Regions from separate parts of the Homo sapiens genome. Here region 2 is linked to region 1. Evidence: read pairs that join two places in POLR2A ChIA-PET (ENCODE). Cell type or tissue: OCI-LY7. All regions are shown on one strand. Each heading gives the region's core, and the rest is flanking DNA. Links, peaks and the distances in the headings are about the cores only.

Region 1 (5,387 bases), core at 77-5,076:
AACTTTGTTTCTTTCACCAACTAAGTAAAAAGGGGAAGAGGAAGTTTGAAGAAGTAAGGGAGATGTATAGGTTTAATTTGGGAATATATTGATCTGAGTGACACAGACACACACACACTCAGGTTGGAATCACAATAGGAAGTAGGATTGTGAGAGTACAGAACTCAGAAGAGTGAGCAGAGCTATAGACAGATATTTTAAAACTACTAGCTAATTGGCATGTGTGGTAGTTGAAGACCCATTTATGGAGTTTCCCAAGGAACAACTCTATTGGTTGACACATTGCTATTAATTTTCTTCAATTCCAAGAACTCCTTAAACCAACAATCTCCAGATTATCATCTCCTTGCTATTCCTGCCCTCTTCTAATCTCCTTGATTTGTTCCTCGGGCCCTGGCACATTCTCTTCTCACTTGTGGACACTGTTGCCACTCTCTAAACTGGATTAATCATTATTTACCCTGAAGGCCCCAGTGGGTGTCCAATTTAGATAATTCTTCATATAAAATTTTCTCATATCACTTTGCACTCTCATTGTATAATATCAAAAATCACAATCTGCATCTACATATCTTTATGATTGCATTGTGAGTGCTAAGAGAATTAAACAAACAAACAAACACAAACTGACAGGTTTCATCCTCTATTCTAGTGTTTCATGTAACCTGGCCCAGAATTTTTATTTTTTCTTTCTTTTCATCCTGATATGGTTTGGTTGTTTTGTTCCCTCTAAATCTCATGTTGAAATATGACCTCCAGTCCAGGCGCGGTGGCTCATGCCTGTAATCCCAGCTCTTTGGGAGGCCAAGGCAGGCGGATCACGAGGTCAGGGGATCGAGACCAGCCTGGCCAACATGGTGAAACCCCGTCTCTACTAAAAATACAAAAATTAGCTAGGCATGGTGATGTGCGCCCGTAGTCCCAGCTACTCGGGAGGCTGAGGCAGGAGAATGGCTTGAAGCCGGGAGGCGGAGTTTGCAGTGAGCCAAGATTGTGCCACTTCACTCCAGCCTGGGCAACAGAGTGAGACTCCGTCTCAGAAACAAAACAAAACAAAACAAAACAAAACAAAACAAAACAAAACAGACCTCCAGTGTTGGTGACGAGCCTAATGGGTGGTGTCTGGGTCATGGGAGTGCATCTCTCATGAATGGCTTGGTGCTGTCCTCCTGGTAATGAGTTCTCCCTCTATGAGTTCACATAGGATTTGGTTGCTTAAAAGAGCCTGGCACCTTCTCCCTCCCTTTCTTGCTCCTGCCCTTGCCATGTGATATGCTGGCTTCCCTTCACCTTCTGTTATAATTGTAAATTTCCTGAGGCCCTCACCAGAAGTAGATGCCAGACCATGCTTCCTGTCCAGCCTGTAGAACCATGAGCCAGATAAGCCTCTTTTCTTTATGAATTACCCAGCCTCAGGTATTCGTTTATAGCAATGCAAATGAACGAACACACTTCCTAAATAAAAGATTCCATGAATGAATGGATAAGTTTCTTTTGGATATAGCCCAGTTTTCAAGTTCCAATATGATAATATTACCTTAAGTCTGTGTTATCTCTTGAAAGGGGTATTTAGGAGTCTAATAATCACCTCCCACATTTCCAGTGTCTTTCATATCTAATCAAACTTAACCACCACTTCAAAGCACAATGCTATTCCTGTCAACAACTCTTTTTCTCTGTTCTTTTCTTCCTTGATGCTAAAAACTTAGTTTTCAATTCTATACTGAATTTTCTATAAAAATCCTTTAATTTTGCATTTGGAGTAAGGTCTCCACCTAACTTGTTAGCTTTTTCTTTTACGATTCTGCAAGAAACCAGACACTTACTAGCCAAACAGTACTATTCACATTTAGACACATTCATTCAGGGATTTCATAATACTATCAGTTTACTTGTACATTTATTCAGTAAACATTTTTGTGTGCTTACTGTATGTCAGTTTGGTACTAGGCACTGAGCATACACATAAACTTAATTTATAATGTTGATGCTATTTCCTTTCTTGAAACACTCTCACACTAGCAATGCTTATTAAAATTCTTCACATATCAAATTACTTATTCTTTAACAATTAAATTTATTTAGTTTAAAAGTTGAAAGAATGTAGTAGAATCTTTTTTCAAATATCTCTTTCTCTGTGAGGCCTACCTCACCCACCCTAATTAAAACTATAATCACTCATTCCCAGCATGAAGAACTCAGAATCCCAACTATCCTGTGCTTTTTCTTTTTTTTTTAAACACTAATGTTCTAACATGTCATATAACATATTTATTACTGTGTATTGAATATTACTTGTCTGTACTCACTAGAATACAAGCTTCACAAGGGCAGAGAGTGGTGACTATTCACCAATGTACTCCAACTACCTGGAAAAATAGTAACATTCAATAAAATGTCCCGCTGGTAAGATATTCTCTTAATGAAACCTCTTCTGAGAACCCAAGCTTCAGTTTACATAGCACTTTCCTTGTGCCTCTCAGATAAGACAGAACATTTTCCTTTACTGTATCTTCCCATTAAATACAAAGCTCTGCAAGACTAGACAGTGTTGTTCACATATTTGTATCTTCTGGAGAGTTTAGCCCATCAGCCGAATTAATTGCAAATAATTATTGAAAAAAAATAAATGAAGTTAATACAATAATTCATAGTATACAGAGAAAATAATCTGTATCATTTTTCAAATATTGTGACCCAGTTGGGTCTAAGTAAATTATTGTTTTCTTCATTTAGGTTCTTTTAGTTTGAATTCAGTATATCAGAGGATTTTTAGACAGCAGTAATGCAGATGATATGTTCTCTCTGAACTGCTCGAGTATATTTGATATACATAATTTTTCAATCTTTTTATAGAATGAGATTGAGGTTTGCCTGAAAGAAGAAAAGCTCAAGAAGCAGTAGTCTTTGCTACAGGAAGACACACTATAACAGATGTTCTTTTCTTTTTTTATAGTCACAGAAAACCATCTTAACTTTGTGAAATTAAAGGGTAGAACTGACACAAACATGGAACAATTCTAACTTCCTAACCCAACCTCAAAACTTAGGGTTTGAAAATTGGTTACAGCTGTTCCTTTCTGTTTCTTAGGGTTTTGTTGTTGTTACTGTTGTTTTTTTCCCTTAGTGGTGGACACTTTTATGCACCAGCACTCAAGCAGAGTCTCTCACTGCAGGTGCATTTACCATTTGGGGACCGTGCTGCCCTTGTTTTGTTAGCCTCAGCATTTTTAAAAACCTCACTTCGCCCGTGGTGCTTGTGAATATATCACTGTCCACCTCTTTTGCCTTTTGTATTTACCGTGTCTTATGCTTCAGCCTTTCCGATGCCCTTGAGAAGCCATAACCATGCTTTACATTTGAAAGAGTGCCAGCTCATTTAATCAGGCTGAGTTTGAGAGGCATGGATGAATTTATTCTATCTAACATTTAATAAAAAATAATTTAAAAATGTGACTTATGCCATGACATGCTTAGCATTACCCTTCCGGGTTTAAATTTGAGAGCTGTCAGCACCCTCCGTGGTCTGGAAACTGACATGTTATCAATCAAGTGCGTGGGTGACAAGGCCGCTGATGTCCTCCCAAGGCTCTTGTTTAATAATTAATTTTTCATTGCAGGCATGTTCCGTAAATGGATTACAAAACTTAAGCCCGTTTAAAAGGTTTTAGAAATTCATTATTAGTTTTAAAAGATGAATGCACAAATTAACTATCCATGATAGATGAGGCATACCAAATATAGCCAGGTCCTATGTGGTTTTGGCTTATATTTATATATAGCGTAGAGTAGGGTAAAAAGTCAGTACAGTTTTATAGAGAATGTCACTGAAGCACCGAGGAAGTGATTCTTTCAAAGGAGACTCAAAAAAGGAGATCAGATGACAAAATTGTGCTTTGAACATTTTCATCTTTTCTGTTGCTCTCAGAAGTCCCCAGCCATCTAGCCTCTGGACAGGCTCAGCTCTATTTCTGGAGTCAGTACCTCAGCTTGTTTTTACCACAGAATAATATTATGATTTAGAATGAAAGAATTCTTATCAGTTATCACATCTTAATTTCCTTAATTCAACGTCAGTGCCAGTTTTTAAGCTGTTATCTTTCAGCTCCAAACCCACCAGCTTTGTGATTCCCCGGGCTAGTCTCAGCGCTCTGCATATCCGCTTTGCCATCTGGCTTCTTAATAAGTTTGGCCAGTAGGGCACGCTAGAGGGAGACCGAATGGCGGGGTGAGGGGAGCTACTGCGTCCGGCTTTGCAGGCCGTTCCTTTCAGGGTTGCCGCAGCAATGGCACTTCATCCTGGCAGCAGCCATTTGCTGGTTGCAGTGCCAGTTTCTTGGTTTCTTTTTTGCATTCCTGGAATCAGTTTCATCACTCTCTCTTGGAGTTACCAAGAGTCGCCAGTCAGTTTCCTCTCCGTGGAAGGCTGAGTCCCAATTCCATAGGGCTCTGTGCCAGACTTTTAGTCTCTGATAACTCCGAAATCCTTCCTTCTGTTTCCTAAGCTCTACAGGTATTCTAGTTTTTCTCGCAATTTTTCATTACTAGGCTACATCAGTGTCCTTTTTCTTTCTTTCTTTTTCTCACTTTTTATTTGTACCTTTAGTCCTCCAACAATTAACAATTCCCCATGTTAAATTCTCTCTGTTTAAACAACTAACGGGCTCTCTGTATTCCAACTAGATCTCGGCTGATGCAAATGCCGTAGACAATCAATCGATCAATCAATCAGCAAATCCAATTTCCCTCTAGCCACTAAAGGGACTTAATATAATTGAATGATTATAGAATTCTGATCCCATTTATCTCAAGCCATTGAAAATATTTTTCGTGTGATTATAAGATACGTAATTTTAAAAAATGATTTTCTAAATCAGGATTCTTACCAGATTATTTCACAGCTTATTCACTCATTGATTGCTTTCCTCCCACCCTTGTTAGCTTTTGTATGCCTGTCCTGCATTTTAAACCAAGGTATGAGGAGGATAAAGTAAATAGTAAATGGTATGATAGTGGCCAAAACTTTGAATCTTTTTCCCTATTCATCATCTTTGTGCAAGTTGGTAGGGAGGTCCACTAATTCAGCCTCCCCATTCCCTGTCCCTTCAAAGTAAATCAGAAGCTTCAGGTAAAAAGCAGAGAAGCTACCCAAGTTCTTTTCATTTATTTTATCATCATACTAATAATTTTGCTTTCTGAAATGATTACTCTTACAAGCAGCAAATATATTTTTTAGGAAGTTAGAATTATTGATGTCACGTTTTCATATTCAGTATCCCAAGTAAATATCAGGTAAATTCAGGAAAATAAATACAACCATTTTCTTGGTTAATTGTTTTTAAATTTAATATATGTTCATTTATTCTTTTAAATATATATTTCATAAA
Region 2 (5,387 bases), core at 200-5,199, 110 kb after region 1:
TTTTATTTTTTTATTTATATTTTATTTTTTTCTGTCACCCAGGCTGGAGTGCAGTGACGTGATCATGGCTCACTGCAGCCTCTACTTCCTTGGTGCAGGCTCAAGCAATCCTCCCACCTCAGCCTCCCGAGTAGCTGGGACTGCAAGTTTGTTCCACCACACCCAGCTAATTTTTATTTTTTAAATTTTTTGCAGAGATGAAGCCTCACTATGTTTCCCAGGCTGGTCTTGAATTCCTGGGCTCAAGTGATCCTCCCAGCTCGGCCTCTCAAAGAGCTGCTATCATAGGCACGAGCCACTGGACCTGGCTGGTGGTCCATTTTTTTGAGTGTGCAGCAGAGCTAATCTTGGGGAACATATAGTTGATGAGAATGGCAATTTTGATTAGCCAATTTCCCATTTCACTCTCACTGAGATGCAAGTGAGTAAAATTAATTAGCATAATAGCCAGAGGTGTTTGCAAGCTGAGTTCAGTAAAACCATGTCACAGTAATTTGATATATCATAGAGTGACTTTTCAAAAACTAGAAAATATGTGGATAGAATTTCAGAAAACTACCTATATAACAATGTACCTTTATCATCCACATTATACATATGATCATCCCTTGATTTAAAAGCAATATTATGACTTTTAGGTTTGTAACAATAGACTTTTTTAGATATCCTTGTTATGTGGAAAAATGACATTAACATTTTGCAATCAGGTTTTTTTAAGTAGCTTTATCAATATGAGTATGCTTTAACTTCTAAATTAGTGCCTAGTTTATTTACAATACCAGAGATGGTGTGAAATAAAGATATGAATGGAAGATCTCAGCAATATTCTATAACATATTTCTTACATAATATTCACTTCTGAATGTATATTAGTAATTAGCGCATTAATACTAACATAGCTAGTGCTTACGTATAGCAGCAGCTAGTAGTGATAGTACTTTCCGTGATTTCATATTGTTACAAGTGCATGCTGTTTATGAGGGCACTCTATAGTTGCAAATTAGTTCATTCTTTGTTTGAAAATTTCAAAATGCCTTTACTAACATCTCCACATTATACAAATATACTTGTGTTTCCTTTCCTACTTTGTTTGTTAAAAAAAATCTCTGCTGTAGAAAATAGAACGTAGCATTTTTTTTTTCTAGGGCAGAATGCACGTCTCCGTTTTTAATGCATGAGCAGGCGTTTTGGTTCATTAAGCTCAGTGGCACTGATAGTAAACTAAAGAGGAATGAAAGGAAGAGGAACTGAAATACCATCATCCCACTAATGATACTGAAGCTGCTCAGCTTTATTGGGAGACTGCCCAGACATTCACTAATAGAAGGCATGGTCCAGGATGTGAACTTGGTGATGCGGTGCCAAAATTGCAAATCCAGAAAAAAAAAAAGGCATTGCTAGAAGATTTTCTGGAATAATTTAATGAATTGTCTAGAAATACAGGGTGTGTGTGTGTGTGTGTGTGTGTGTGTGTGTGTGTGTGTGTGTTATTATATTTGTTGGTGGGTGAATTAGAGAGAGAGAGAACACAATAGAATAGAGAAAGGTTAAAAGAAATAATGAGATCGGGGAGTATTCAGTTACCTCAAGGCTGTGTTAAAAAAACACAGCAATTCTATCACAAAAGTATATGTATCTCAGAGTGCATGAATTGTAGAATATTCAGATAGTTTGTTGTCACTTTATAATTTGGAGAATTTAGCTCCTGAATGTTAAATAATTTTGAAAAACATCTTTCTTTTAAAGAAGGGGCTAGAATGCCTGCTTCTTCAGATACCCACACACATCCATATCACACTGCTACTTAGCTGTTTACTGATACCTAGTTATAATAATTAACATTATGATTTCTTTCATAGATGAATATTATTGTTCCAAGTTCACCCCTGCAAATGAGGGAGTATACAGAAATGTACCCTTTCGAGCTGGAAGGAAGAAAACAGATTCTCTGTTCAAATTGGGCTTATGCCCAGTTTGAACAGAGAATCACTCAGCTGTGGATGGCAGCTTTCGTGGCCTCTGGCTAACACAAACTCCTCAGTGGCTTTTCAAAGCCACTTAGAATCAAGTTCCAGCAAGCTCAAAGTAGAAGCTGCAGCTGCAGACACTGAGGAACACCTATGTAGCCTAGACTCATGCTCACAGCCCCCTTTCTGATTTTAACTCTGCTTGTTTTGCGCGGGAGGTTGGAAGGTAAATAGAGAAGGGGTGTTTCTTTCACCCAATGTTCTCTTCCTTTTCTGCAACCCCTCAGGGTGAGCTAAACCTTTTGGAAATTGGCCAGTTATACTCTGAAAAACACAGATCAGAGATTGAGCTTAGTGACCTCTTTGCCCTTTAAAAAAGAGCCAAACAGAGAATTCCCTTTTATAAGTTTAATGGCCCAACAAAGGCAAATGAATTAACAGAACAAAAACAGTAAGAAGGTCAGTTGTGATCACTGTACCTGAGTTCATGTTCTCCATTGAAACGTGGTGTGAAAATCGATCCATGGTTAAAGCTTTTCCTGCTGAGGACACTTCACTAATGAGAAAAAAAATGGCATTTTATTAAAATACCAGAGGATCCTATGGGGTAGAGCATGAAACATATGGAAAACACGGAGGAAAAATCTAGCAGAGATATCCTTAAATACAAATTAGTTTTTAGATAAAGAAAACAGTTTCGTGAGAAGAAGTATAAGCTATTTCTGGGTCTAAGGTATTTGGAGCCCAGCAGAGATCTCCATTTACTATCAGTGGTATTACAATTCTTCCATTCTACTTCAAGTTTTATTCTTATAAGTTTCAAAATAAATATAGAGGAGAAATTAAGTTTTACCAAGTAGGAGACTAAAAGGCCTTTATTAAACTAAAAGCATCTTAGAATTCAGTAACATCAGCTAGTGAATTGGAACATTAGCTAGTTTGGCAATATAAATGCATAATCCCAATTGTTACTTGAACTCTTTCTCTCTTTCTCATAAAGAATTCAAAATCTTAAAAATATTCTATAATATAAATTATTGTTTTATATCATCATGGCTCAAAACTAAGTACATTTAATACAGAATAACCCAGCTAATTAAGTATATTGTTTTAATCTTCAATTTAACATACATGTACTAGCATATTGCTTATCTACTGCTACACATATATATTTTCCTAGGCATTTTAGAGATACATATTTATTGAATTCCTAACTCCTACACTCATGTTTTCTAGAGCTTGAGACAGATCCTACACATACATCTTCATTGCCACCCATTTTGAACTGTATGCTCTAACAGGGCAAAAAGTTGGAAGAAGAGTAGAAGTTGAGATAGATTCAGGCTGATATATCAAGGAGTGTCTCAAGGAAATTGTGTAATTTGAGCAGAACATCAGAGAGTACTAGGAGAGCATCAGAAGATTAGAGCTTAATCAGGAAAAAAAATATCATGGGAGTAGTACCGTCTAGGCAAATGAGATAGCAAAAGTGAGGGGCAGAGGATGGAAAAATTCAGGGTATATTGTGGTACAGGGAGTACACTATCAGGAGAGAGAAATTTTAATCAATTTTATTGCTGATATGAATTTGTAAACCAGAAATAATATTCAGGCAGTAAAGACTTACTGAGATAGGCAGTAATAGAATATAAGAATATAAATGCTTTAAAATATTTTTGAGAGACATAGAATGTAACTTGTCATTTTTTTGTAGTTCCCTAAATTTATCGTAAAGAAAATTTCTCTTTCATGCAGTAATGTTTTGGGAGATGAAAAAGAAGATAAAACTTAAATCAATTAGATTCATTTGGCATATCTTCTTTCTTTCCTTTTCTTCTTCCTCAAAGGTATCTCTTCTATTTGAATACCTTAAAATGCTGCAAACTTGGTCAGTCCACAGAATCATTTATGGTCTGACCAACTGTCAGTATGTTAGCTAATAAAAATATTATAATGTAGGAAAGCCAGTCTTGCTTTGGAATCCTTTTCTTATGCTATTTTTCCTTTTACCTTCTGCTCCTTCAAAATGAACATCACCACCACCAACTCAGTCTCTCAACATACGTCTACAGAAAATCAGCCTAACTCACAAGATTCTTTCAATACTGCAAAGACTTTGGATGGCTTGGTGAGTGCAGGACATTACACTCACACAAATTAAGAATCAGAGACAAAGTTAAAATTCCTAACAGCGATGTGCTAATTACTATATTGCAGATGCTATGGGAATACACAGAAACAATTGGATTCTGATAGAGGCCAAGTTGAAGAACCAGTAGTGGATGAATTTTAAGAACTATCTTAAATAATGACCAGAAATTCAGTAGGTGGGAAATTAAAAGCAAGAACGCTTAAAGTGGCCAGGCACGGTGGCTCATGCCTGTAATCCCAGCACTTTGGGAGACAGAGGCAGGCGGATCACTTGAGGTCATGAGTTCAAGACCAGCCTGGCCAACACAGTGAAACCATCTCTACTAAAAATACAAAAATTAACTGGGCAGGGTGTGTGCCTGTAGTGCCAGCTACTCAGGAGGCTGAGGCAGGAGAATCGCTTGAACCTGGGAGGCAGAGGTTTCAGTGAGCCAAGATCGTGCCACTGCACTCCAGCCTGGGCAACAGAGTGAGACTTGGACTCAAAAAAAAAAAAAAAAAAAAAATGAACGCTCAAGATGAAGGGAACAACAGACAACAGGTTAGAAATGAAGGAGCTAAGGTGTAAGCATGCAGTTGTGTACAGGAGAAGAGTGAGCACTTCTCAAACAATGTCCAATGAGAAGGTGTTCTGTGGAAAAGCAGCAGCGACAAACAAGCAAACACAAACACAAAATCCTAACACAGCCACTATATCATAGTGTAACAAAGGCAAATATTAAAAACCCCAGGTTTCTTTCTTGAAGGCCTTTTTTTAACTCCTTTAATAAACTAATGCATTTTATTACTCTCTCATAAAAGGAACATTCCCTCATTAAAGAAATGGTTGTGCTTAGAACCATTATTTCAAGGGGTGTTTAATGGGACTGGTAGTCCATGGAACACAATGTGAGAAAGGCTGAGTTAGAATATCTTCAGTCAGCAAATGAAATATGGCTGTTTTTGTTAGAGAAAGGGAGACAGAGGTATTCTACATTCATTGGATACCTGAAAATGGGACACATTCTTTCAAACAAACAAATGCACACACACACACACATTAGTGCTGATTATATATCTGGCAACACACCTGTGACACTGTAAGCATAATGAAAAATGAGTTAAAACCCAGCCTTAGTCTCTATGTAACTCACAGCTGTGTTCAAGGTTTAAAAAGGAGTTAAATTATTATTTTCACCTCTAGAAATAATTGAACATTCGTAGGTAGCATTTGATCAGAGCCTTAGAGGTGATGTAGATATATATAAAGGGATTTCTAGGCAGAGGGAA

What was found. ChIA-PET counts read pairs that join two places held together with the same protein. Peaks named below come from ENCODE experiments on the same cell type or tissue, not always from the same donor. Only the 100,000 strongest peaks of a DNase experiment are listed, where the experiment ranks them.
Region 2: POLR2A ChIA-PET joins it to region 1 with 57 read pairs; 2 of 35 experiments call an interaction of 5 or more read pairs at or near these places.

The regions. Positions count from the first base shown.
Region 1 is chr13:66,993,204-66,998,590 of GRCh38, reverse strand. All of the region lies in intron 2 of PCDH9 (protocadherin 9), which reads left to right. PCDH9-AS4 (PCDH9 antisense RNA 4) reads right to left here. Exons shown (of 3, transcript NR_046637.1): 2 at 2,310-2,369. Among named protein-coding and RNA genes, the nearest start is that of PCDH9-AS4, 5.0 kb to the right of the region's middle. In OCI-LY7, for the core only: CTCF peaks have their summits at 3,989 and 4,189; DNase peaks (open chromatin) are centred at 2,440, 3,150, 3,870 and 4,200; H3K4me3 peaks cover 4,039 bases; H3K27ac peaks cover 5,000 bases.
Region 2 is chr13:66,883,136-66,888,522 of GRCh38, reverse strand. All of the region lies in intron 3 of PCDH9 (protocadherin 9), which reads left to right. It overlaps PCDH9-AS2 (PCDH9 antisense RNA 2), which reads right to left. Exons shown (of 6, transcript NR_046527.1): 4 at 2,447-2,523. Among named protein-coding and RNA genes, the nearest start is that of PCDH9-AS2, 61 kb to the right of the region's middle. In OCI-LY7, for the core only: no CTCF peak of the experiment used is centred there; DNase peaks (open chromatin) are centred at 1,202 and 2,082; H3K4me3 peaks cover 2,641 bases; H3K27ac peaks cover 3,956 bases.